2 separate regions of the Homo sapiens genome follow, and region 2 is linked to region 1. A link is a loop called in an ENCODE intact Hi-C map of the cell type or tissue named here. Cell type or tissue: heart right ventricle. All regions are shown on one strand.

Evidence for each region. Peaks named below come from ENCODE experiments on the same cell type or tissue, not always from the same donor. Only the 100,000 strongest peaks of a DNase experiment are listed, where the experiment ranks them.
Region 2: it touches region 1 in a loop (4-fold over the local background); 6 of 110 quality-filtered maps call a loop at or near these places.

The regions. Positions count from the first base shown.
Region 1 is chr1:112,142,788-112,147,787 of GRCh38, forward strand. No RefSeq gene overlaps it. Among named protein-coding and RNA genes, the nearest start is that of LINC01750, 150 kb to the left of the region's middle. In heart right ventricle, no CTCF peak of the experiment used is centred here; a DNase peak (open chromatin) is centred at 2,194; H3K27ac peaks cover 1,471 bases.
Region 2 is chr1:112,054,975-112,059,974 of GRCh38, forward strand. No RefSeq gene overlaps it. Among named protein-coding and RNA genes, the nearest start is that of LINC01750, 67 kb to the left of the region's middle. RefSeq lists a silencer at 1,499-1,699. In heart right ventricle, no CTCF peak of the experiment used is centred here; no DNase peak of the experiment used is centred here; H3K27ac peaks cover 1,732 bases.

The sequences.
Region 1 (5,000 bases):
TGACCTAAATCTGAGGACCTGTCTTAGGTCCCCCAACAATGCCACCACCAACCCTGCCTACCCTATGCCCTCTTCCATGTCTCATCAACAATGGGCTACGTTGGAGAAGGGGGCGAAGGCTGTGTACACCCCCATGATTGATCTCAGTAAGCTCAGCAGTGGCCCAAGGTCCCCAGATCTGCTCCCCGCTGTTCCCAGACCTCATTATCCACCACTGTGGCCACCTCTGGGCAGCATCAAATGGCGGCTCAACATCAAATGGTGGCTCAATAACTTATACGATTTACCAACTAGCATGGAAGTGGCTTAATATTTCAACAACTGGTTTGCTGCATTCACATATCCTGCCTTCCCACGTACCCTGTCACCCCACTAAGAGCAGGTGTTCTAGAAAGCATCTGCCCCTTTCAAAAGAGAAAGCAAGTCTGCAAAGAGTCCCAAGATAGCAAAAAATGACAATGCTGTTTTGCCAGCCCATCAGGTCTCAAAAATGATCCCCACATTCTCTGTCCCCCAACACATCTTTGGACAAGTGGGGAATCCAGTCTCCATTCTCTGCTCCCCCAGTATACATCTCCCTATGAAGCACCAACCTATTAATAGATTCTGATTTAGGAATATATTATAATATAATATAGTATAATAATCCCATGGTTCTCTTCCTGGAAGTGTCAGAGGTAATCAGAGGGGCCAACAGACAGGGGCAGCCTCAGTTCCTATATAAATTTCTACCTGCTCAGGAGATTTATAGAGATGGATGGCTGCATGGGGGTGGGAGGGGTGAGAGCCAGTAGCAGAAGGGATGACTTACGATTGCTGTCGACACAGGCAGGCCCTTGTTGCTGGAAATGGCTTTCTTGTTGCCTCTGTTGGTTGAAGCCTCAACAAATGTAGAAAGATGAACTGAGGGTCTCATCAGGGGCTGAGGTTTTCTAAGGCGGAGATCATTAGCAAGAATAATTCTTCCCCATGCATAGCATTTATCATCCCTGCCCTTGGCAGGGGCTGGTGGATCTAGTAGTTCCAGAAAAGAACGGTGGCAGAGGTCGGTCAGGATGTGAATGACAATTGCCAAATCCAAAGTTATTATTACCTGCTCCCCTGCCATCACCGCCTTCCTGAGAAAAGTTGGCCTGTTCAATTAGCTTAATGACATGGTGGGAGATGGTATTTTCAAACAGTGAAAACAGCTGGGCTGCGATCGCTGTGGTTTCTGGCATGAAGCACGTCTGGCAGCCTTGACTGTGGCACAGGGACCTTATCAGCATGACACACATTTTGGGAAATGTTGTAATTCAGCATTGACACCTCGATCAATAGTGTCATTTTGGAGCTGTCTTCCCAGGGAAACAGACAAGGTATTAGCCTCAAACGGTTCAGCAGTCTCTGCAGTGGCAGTAGGTACTTGTCCCTATCCCCCATTCTGGTTCTGCTGGTTCCTATGTGTGGCCATGCCATCTGCTGCACACACTGTCTGAGTGCGAGCTCTGAAGTCAGGCATGGGCTCAAGTCCTGCTCTACCACTCAATCCCAGTGTAATCCTGGGCAAGATACTTAATTACTCACCTTCCCCCCCTTAAGAAATGATACTGACAATCAAGTGTTATGGGCGTAAAACCATAAAGAGAATGTATATAACGAGATCTGGTCCCCGCCTGGCACACTGGAAGTTTCCCCTAAGCATTAACTGTTGGGGCTGTCCTCTCTTCTCTCTCCTTTTCTTTTATTCTGCTCTCTTTTGGTCTGTGCCTCTGTCTCTGTGTACCCATCACTAAACCTTTCTTAGTATCTCTCTCTGCTTTGGTCTTTGTCAGTTTGTCTCTGTTTTTAGTTCCTCTCTCTCTCCTCTGTGCTCTCTGGGTCTCTTTGTCTCAGCCTTCATTTCTTCCTCTATCTCTCTCCTTGGCTATTTAATATTTCCTGGAAGCTTAGACTTGGGGCATTATGGTGTCAGAGGGTTTTCAAATCTTGTGCAGGGAAAATGAACTCTCCTGAATGGTGATCCCCATAGGCTCAGTGAAGCTCGAACTGTGAAATCTAGAGTTTACTACTTAATTATCTTGCCTGAAGCTGTGCCAACTTGGCTGGACTAGCAAAGAAACATGCCAGTCAGGAGCCATTCTCCACCTTCCCATTGAACATGGAGATGCAGCTGGGTGCTAAAAATAGGCATCAGGAGGCTGGGGCAGCTCAGAGCAGGAGGCAAGCTAAAAATACACTTCTGACAATGCAGCCTTCCTGTGCCCCACAGACTGCAGGCTGGCAGGGGCAGGGGCTTCAGGAACCCTGGGGTCTGAAGCTGTGTGGCCCCAGCTGGGCAGGGGGAGGATGGGGCAGAAGGAACACAGGCAGACGCTCAAGGCTGGCAGGTCCATCAGTAACTTGGGAGGCACACAGCAGGCTACAGAGTCACAGAAATTGTGAGGCTGCAGAGCACACTTAGGCAGTGAGATGGTTTATGGCTGCCACCCCCAGAGCCAGTGAGAAGGGAGGTCAGCAGTGGGCACCTGGGTACATCCGAGGTTCCTTTGGCTTTGCCTCTTCACTCTGGCCTCCGTGATTCCCCCCAAAGACTACAACTGCATTCACTTTTTGCTTATGAACTCTTCTATGCCACCCACAGATGCCTCCTAGTCCCCAGAAGGGAGAGGTTTCCTGCCCTTCAACCTAACCCCCAATCATGCAGTCATCCAGAGCTGCCATCCTCTCCAACAGAGAAGACAGACATTTATCTTTGCTGATCACTGACTGGAAATCCCAGCAATCCTGTAAGTTGGTATTATTATTTTCTTCAAATTACAGATGAGGAAACTGAGGCTTAGGGAGGTGCAGTAAATTGCCTGAAGTTTTGCAGCGAGTCAGTGAGAGACCAGATTTGAATCTCTTTTTGTCTGACTGTAACTTCTCTGCTCTCTCCTCTACATCAGTGGCTCTCAACTGAGGGTGGTTTTGCCCCACAAGGGACCCTTGACAATGTCTGGAAATAGTTTTGGCTATTATAACTATGGGAGGGATTGCTATACTGGCTTCTAGTGGATAGGAGCCAGAAACACTGCTAAACATTCTACATTAACAGCCCCCCAACCCCCGCCACAAGAAAAGTTGCTAGCCCCAAATGTCGAGAGTGCTGAGATTGGGAAGTCTCTGGTCTTCATCATGCTGCATCAGTGCTTTCAACAAAGTGGTTGTCAAACTTGGATCGCATCAGAATTACCTAGGGAGCTTGTTAAATCAGAGACTTGTACCCCACTCCCAGACACTCACATTCACTGAGTCTGTGGAAGCCCTGCTCCACCCTCCACCCTCATTCCAGGAAGTGCACACTTAGATATTCCATGTTTCCACTGAGAAACACTTTCCAAGAAAAGGGTGCAAAGGGGCAGATGCCAGGTCCCTGTCAGCTGTGAATAGACCCCTGACACAAGGTGAGCACTTGGAAAACATTCCCTTAGAGGGACCAAGGAACCAGGTAGCCTCAAAAGGTAAAACTCCTGTGGGCCCAGAGCACCAATTTTGTGGCCTCCCTTACCAGCATATCAAATGCCTGACAAATTGCTTACCTTGGCCCATGGTCAATGGAAGTGTGAATCAGTATGTCCTGCTCCCAACTCTTCTTCTGATATAAGCAAGGTGATACAGAGCACAGATGGGACTGTTTGGATTAGCAGCTAAAATAAGAATGAGTGAAACCACAGGTGCATTGTCAAGATTAATATGCAGGCAGCTTCAGAATTGGAATGGTACCAGGTAACATCATGCCTCAATAGGAAGAGTAATATGAATTGACTTGAGACAAAGGGAAGGCAAATGGAAAGTGACAAGCACAAAGGGGAGCAGCAAGAACCAAGGGGCTGTGTAACTAAGAATTCCATGTGGCCCATCACACAGCCTGCCCCCCTTGGCTATTTCTTCCCCATCATCCAGGAAAATTGCCCAGGACTAGGCTTCTAAGCATCTGGATACACAAAGCACCCTGCCCCATGTCAATAACACCTCCCCTATTGTTGTCAATTTGGTTCAACAGATGTTTACCTCAGACAGGGAAGATAAATGAGACACTATTGTAGGAAAGAAAAGCCAGGTGCTCTGAGCATCTTCACTTCATAGGAATCACAATTAGGAGTGTGAGCAGAGGTCTGAGCCAGGAATAAAGAAGGCTTCCTTCTTTCCCTCCTTCCTTCCTTCCTTCCCTCCCACCCTCCTTTCTTCCTTCTTTCCCTCCTTCCTTCCCTCCTTCCCTCCTTTCTTCCTTCTTTCCCCCTTCCTTCCTTCCCTCACTCCCTCCCTCCCTCCTTCCTTCCCTCCTTCCTTCTTTCCTTCTTTCCCTCCCTCCTTTCCTCCCTCCTTCCTTCCTTCTTTCCTTCCTTCCTTCCCTCCTTCCTTCCTTCCTTCCTTCTCACTCCCTCCCTCCCTCCCTCTCTTTCTCCTTCCTTCCCTGCCTGCCTTCTGAGAACATGCAAGTGTAGGGGCCCTGGTGGAAAGCACCCTCCATCCAGACTGCTAGAGCATCCCTAAGCAAGGCTTATGGGGGATGGGTTTTTAGTTTGTGATTTGGGTTAGTGGCAGCTTTGCTTTTGTCTCTACTGCTCAGATGGCAGGAACTTAGAGGTCCAGCAGGGCTCTATTAATTGGAGATTGTTACTGGATAAAGATAGGTGATCCTCAGAATCAAGAAGAAAATGAGTTTATACCCACAGGAAGAAGAATATTTTTAACTGTCAGGCTGACAAATTGGGAAATCTTGAGAGACCCAGAATTGGTGTGGAAGCAGGATTATACCAAATAGCTCTGATGTAGATCCTGCTTGCCGTAGATTTCTACTATCTGCCAGGCTAGAGTAGGTGTTCAATAAATATCTGTTGAATGAGTAACTAAGCCCTCATTATACCAATGGAGATAAAGAATGGTGAGCCCTTTTCTTATAGCACACTTTCCATTGTGTTCTTTTTATTCTCATATTGACTGTTTTATACATCACTGAAATCTAGAGAGATACCCAG
Region 2 (5,000 bases), 88 kb before region 1:
TGATTGGTGGGGTTGTGTGGTGGTTATGTGGAGAAGGTCCTTGTTTGGAGGAAACACACATTGGGGTATTTAGGAGTGATAGGACATCATGTCTACAGCTGTTTCAAATGGTTTAGAAAATGACTGGTGGTAATGGGTATAGATAAACACAGGTAAATAAATCAGCACACACACATGCATAAAGAAAATGCAGAGAGCTAATAACAATGAGGGAATCTGGGTGATGGGATATGGCACTGTACCTACATACTTACAACTTTGCAGTAAGTTAGAAGTTATTTCAAAATAAATTTATTTTTTTAATGCAGGGAGAAAGGAGTAACCTAATCATCTTTCTTCCCCAAGGAGATTTCAATTCCTTGAGAAAAAGTCTGTCTTTTACTCCCGCTGATTTCCTGGCATACAGAGAATCCTTGACATAGACTTGCTGCAGGCAGGCCAAGGCAAAAATTCAGTGCTCACCCTTGCAGAGTTCTGGCTCTCCCACTGCAAGTTTTCATGGGTTGAGTTAGATGTCACATAATTGATCAATGAGGGATTACAATTTGCTTTCACAGGCCACTATTGGTTTTACCTCAATTGCCCTCAGGAGCAACATGACTAGTGACATCTTAAGTGAGGGAAGAAATTGGTGGTGAATGGTGCAGAATCGTAGAGCTGTTCTGCCTCAGTGGCTAGCCAGTTCATGGCCTGGCAAGCATCTGCTGACCATCTGTGGCTGGGAGCCAGGCTGCCATTTCCTTTGATGGTCTAGATAGAATCTTGTTGACTTGGGTCTGGATGTATGTTTTGTTCAGGATTCAGTGACATTTAAGTTTGAAGTTGTCAGTTTTGATCAGTGTGTACCTTTGGCTTTCAATAACAAAATACACACATAAAGCTATACAAGCACCTTTATTATTGAAATTTCTGCAGAAATAATTCTGTTCTATAAGTCTGAAATTCTCTAGATTCTCATCCCTTTTGTTCCGCAGAAGTAATTGTTTATGTGACACAATTTTTTGATGTTTCTTTTCTAAAGACTGTGGCACTAGGCTAGAACATTCCAGAATTGCAGATTCTCAGAGTCGAAAGGGGACTTACAGGTTGTCAGTGCAGTGTCTGATCTAGAATGTAGACTGACTTCCACGCCATGGACCCGAGGGTTACAGAGCCACAGGTGCCACTTTCCCCAGAAGGAATGGAGCATGAGCCAGCAAAAAGTTGTCTTTCTCAGCTATAACCAGAGTTACAAAGCACTGATCCTCCCAAATCTCCAAACCCATGCAGAAATTCTACCAACACAGCCTATGGGGTCCCAGCTTCTGCATAAACCCCCTAGTGATGGGGATCTCTGTGTCTCCCAAAAATCTCCTGCTGAGGCTCTCGAATCTACTACTCGGCTGAGGTCTTGGTGTTTGCTCCTTCTCTCCCCTCCTCACCCTTATACTTTGCTCCGTCCTCCACTTCTCAGCATACCCACCCTGGGCAGGCCAGATCTGGAGACACATTTTCCCTCAGCTGCCCTGCAAAGGGTGCTGTGGCTGTCGCTTGCCTGAAGTCTCTTTGACGGCTTTGTGTTCTGTGCTATAAATAAATGATTTTGAATGCTTATCTGCTTGCCTCTGTCTGCTTTTCAAGTTATTTTTGGGTGACAGGCATCTTCTGTGTTAGGTGGGGGCCTGCATTATTGAAGACCATGCGTGCCTTGTCAAAGGGAAATAAGGTCAGTGAGTGTGTGGTGGAGGCTGAGGTGGGTGGGTGGTGGGTGCAGGGCTTGTCAGTTCACATTCAGAGCAGTGCTTGTGTTCTCTTGCTAAGTGTACCAGGCAAACCAGAGAGACCCCAATACAGTCCAAGCCACTCCCCACAGGTAATCCTGAACTCAGGCTTTCTCTTCTCATTTAACTCTGCATCCACAGGCCCTTCTTTCTTAAAACCAGCAATGTGGAATGTGCAAAGGACCCTGAACTAAGAATGCGAGCCCTGGGTGCCTACCTTGACCTGCAACTTCCTGGCTGGGTGGCCTTGAGTGAGTCACTACTTCTCCATGTCTCCATTTTTTTAATCCAAAAGTGGGAGTGCTGGTTACTGCCCTGCTTGATTAGAGGGCTAGAAGGTGGGCTTTCATCTACCCCAGACTGCAGGCAGCAGAGGCCCCAGAACACGGCCAGGCCTGAGACTAGTCCCCACCTCCCCTCTCCCCGGGAGGCCCTTGGTGGCCAGCAGCAAGGACCTCAGGGATGTTTCTGGCTTCAGCTGTATCCTTTTGACTTTAAGATCCATGCAACAAACTAAAATAGAGAAACCTTGATTTACTGGGGGTTCACTTAAGATCAAAACAAGAGGAAGCTTGAGACCACAGCTTCTTCTATCAGGATGTCCTCCTCCAACTCCTGCCTGACATCCAGAGCCCCAAGTGTCCCCACCTGACTGACTATTGACTTCCCTCAGCCCTTACTTTTTCTTCCTGAGGGCCCTCCTCAGCCCCATCCTCCTTCTCCAAGACGCTCCTGCCACTGCCTTCAGGCCCCTCACCACCTCCACCAGGAGCATCTCTCTCTCAAATCCCTGCATCTCTTCCTCCATGTTTTTCAGGCCTCCAGTGCCTGAAGGCGGAGCTGAACTCTGAAGACATTTAGATCTTTAGCCATCAGTCTGAGGAGAAATCTGCATTTATTTTTTTTCTGAGGTTTTCTGAGTCTAATGAGAGAGAAGAATCAATTCAGCCACTCAAACAGTTTTGTAAAGCACAGCACCAAAGTGCTTTAATACTTTAGGAAAATGCCCACTGGCCTCCCTATTTGAGGACTTGTTCTCCTGCCTCTGTCCCTGCCATAGCAGGTTCCCCATGGAAATGGGTTGGGCTCCAGCTCCAGACCGCTGGGATTACCTTCAAAGCCCTGGATACTCATCTCCCCTCAGGTCCTTTGGTGTTGCTGCTGCTGCCAAGCTGTTTCCAGGGCATGGCAGCCAGGATCCCTGACAAGTCTCCTGATTCCCAGCCAGCCGCAGCTCCTCGTCAGTCTGTCGCCAGCTGTTGCCCCACCTTTCTTGCCCCTCCACCCTGATCTTCCAGCCCGCTTCATTATCCAGACCATTTCTGCTTTTCACCCTCCACTGACTCCCCACAGGCTTCAATTAGTAATTTTAAATGGTCACCAATTTTCCTTAAGCCTTGAGCAGTAATGGAGGTTTAGGTCTAAATTAAAATTTGCTAATTTAAAAGCATTTGCCCACTAATCGGCTGCTGAAGTGCAATCACTTGGCCGCTGCATCTCAGGGCTGTCCTCTCATGGCCTCCTGCCTCTGTCCCTGGAAGGGTTAACCCAGTGGTTCTCAACTCAGGGGATTTTGCCCCTCAGGGGACATTAGGCAACGTCTGGAGACACTTTTGGTTGCCTTGGGGAGGGAGGTGCCACTGGCATTAGTGGGTAGAGGCCTGGGATACTGCTAAACACCCTACAATGCAGAGGACAGTCCCCCACAACGGAGAATTATCAGTGCTGAGTTTAAGAAACCCTAGATATAGAAAACTCCCAGGCTTTTCCCCAAGAAACCTTTCCTTGCACAGCCCTGCATTCTCCAGAACAGGCCTCGAAGCTTTTGTTTCTAGGGGTCTGGAGGCTTCGATGTATAACATGATCTCCCTAGATGTTCTAGATCTGTTTTCTTTGGCCTGTATAATGTTTGTTTGTTTGAATTGATCCAATATTTAAGACCATCAAGATATTTTGCAAGAAAATCTGAGTTTACAGTTTGTCTTTAAAAGTGGAAGATAGGTTAACATTTGTCCCTAATTCCCAGTTGGCAGCATTCAGTGGGAGTTGAGTAGCAGCTCCCCATGCCCCTTGACATCTGTCCCATTCACCTCAGTCTTCACCACTCTCTATTACTCTCTGACTTTGAGTATTACTTGCTATTTATTATCGTGTTTACACTGCTGTTTTCTTATGGCAGAGGAATACTTCTCCACATACCTCAATTAAAAGTGGGAAAATAAAAGATAGACCGGGGCTGCACCCAGAGCCGTCAGTCATTTTTATTACCCGCCTTACTCTGTGGGCATTTGGCTGTGTCATCCCATGTGGTTCCTGCCTGGGCAAGTGACTGAACTTTTTGACCCTGGTCGAATCCTTCCCAGGTCAGCTCTGTAGACTCACAAAATGCTGGCAAGTGGGTAGGAGGCAACTCTTACACTCTTTTCTCAGTTACAAGTTTCCTGCTGGGACGTGGGGCTTATGAGGACTGGAGTTCCCAGTACATCCATGCCCTACTCCCAACTTCTAACACAGGGGGCGGCAGACTATGGCCCATAGGCTAATGCAGGCATGCTTCCTGTGTTTATACATCAAGTTTTACTGGTGCAGTCACTCTTGTCTATGTACCTATTGTCTATGGCTGCTTTCCTGCTACACTGGCAGAATTCAGTAGTTGCAACAGAATATATGGCCCACAAAGCCTAAAATAGTTACTATCTGGTTTTTCATAGAAAAAATTTGCAGACCCCTGTTCTAACATTTCAGTACTTCCCATTTGTATATACCTTGCCGTTCACAAAGCACTTTTTTGATCCTTCCAACAATCCCATGATGTGGGCAGGGCAAGGATTATGAAAGGTACAAGCAAACACTTTTGAGCGTCAGTTGGGTGCCAAGTGCTGGGCTCTGGCTTTTTACCTGCACTTCCTCACAGCAGCCTTGTGAAGTAATTATTTTAACTTTACAGATGACACAACAGAAGCTCAGAGAGGTTAACTGATAGGCCCAAGTTCACCCTGGAGTCTGGCTCCATGCCAGGCATCTCGGTTCCCCAGCTTGCTTAAGGCAGCAGTCTTGACCCTTCGCTTCATAGTGGTGGAGGGTTACCATGTGTGGCACTCCGCAGAACCACTCCTGGGACGGGTGCTGGGGCTGCAGCCTTCTCTCCCCTAACCCTCACACTGGCGCTCCCTAGCAAGTGGAGAGCTGCTGCATCAAAGGCCGGCCAACTGTAGTTCATTCTTGCCACCTCCTCAAATT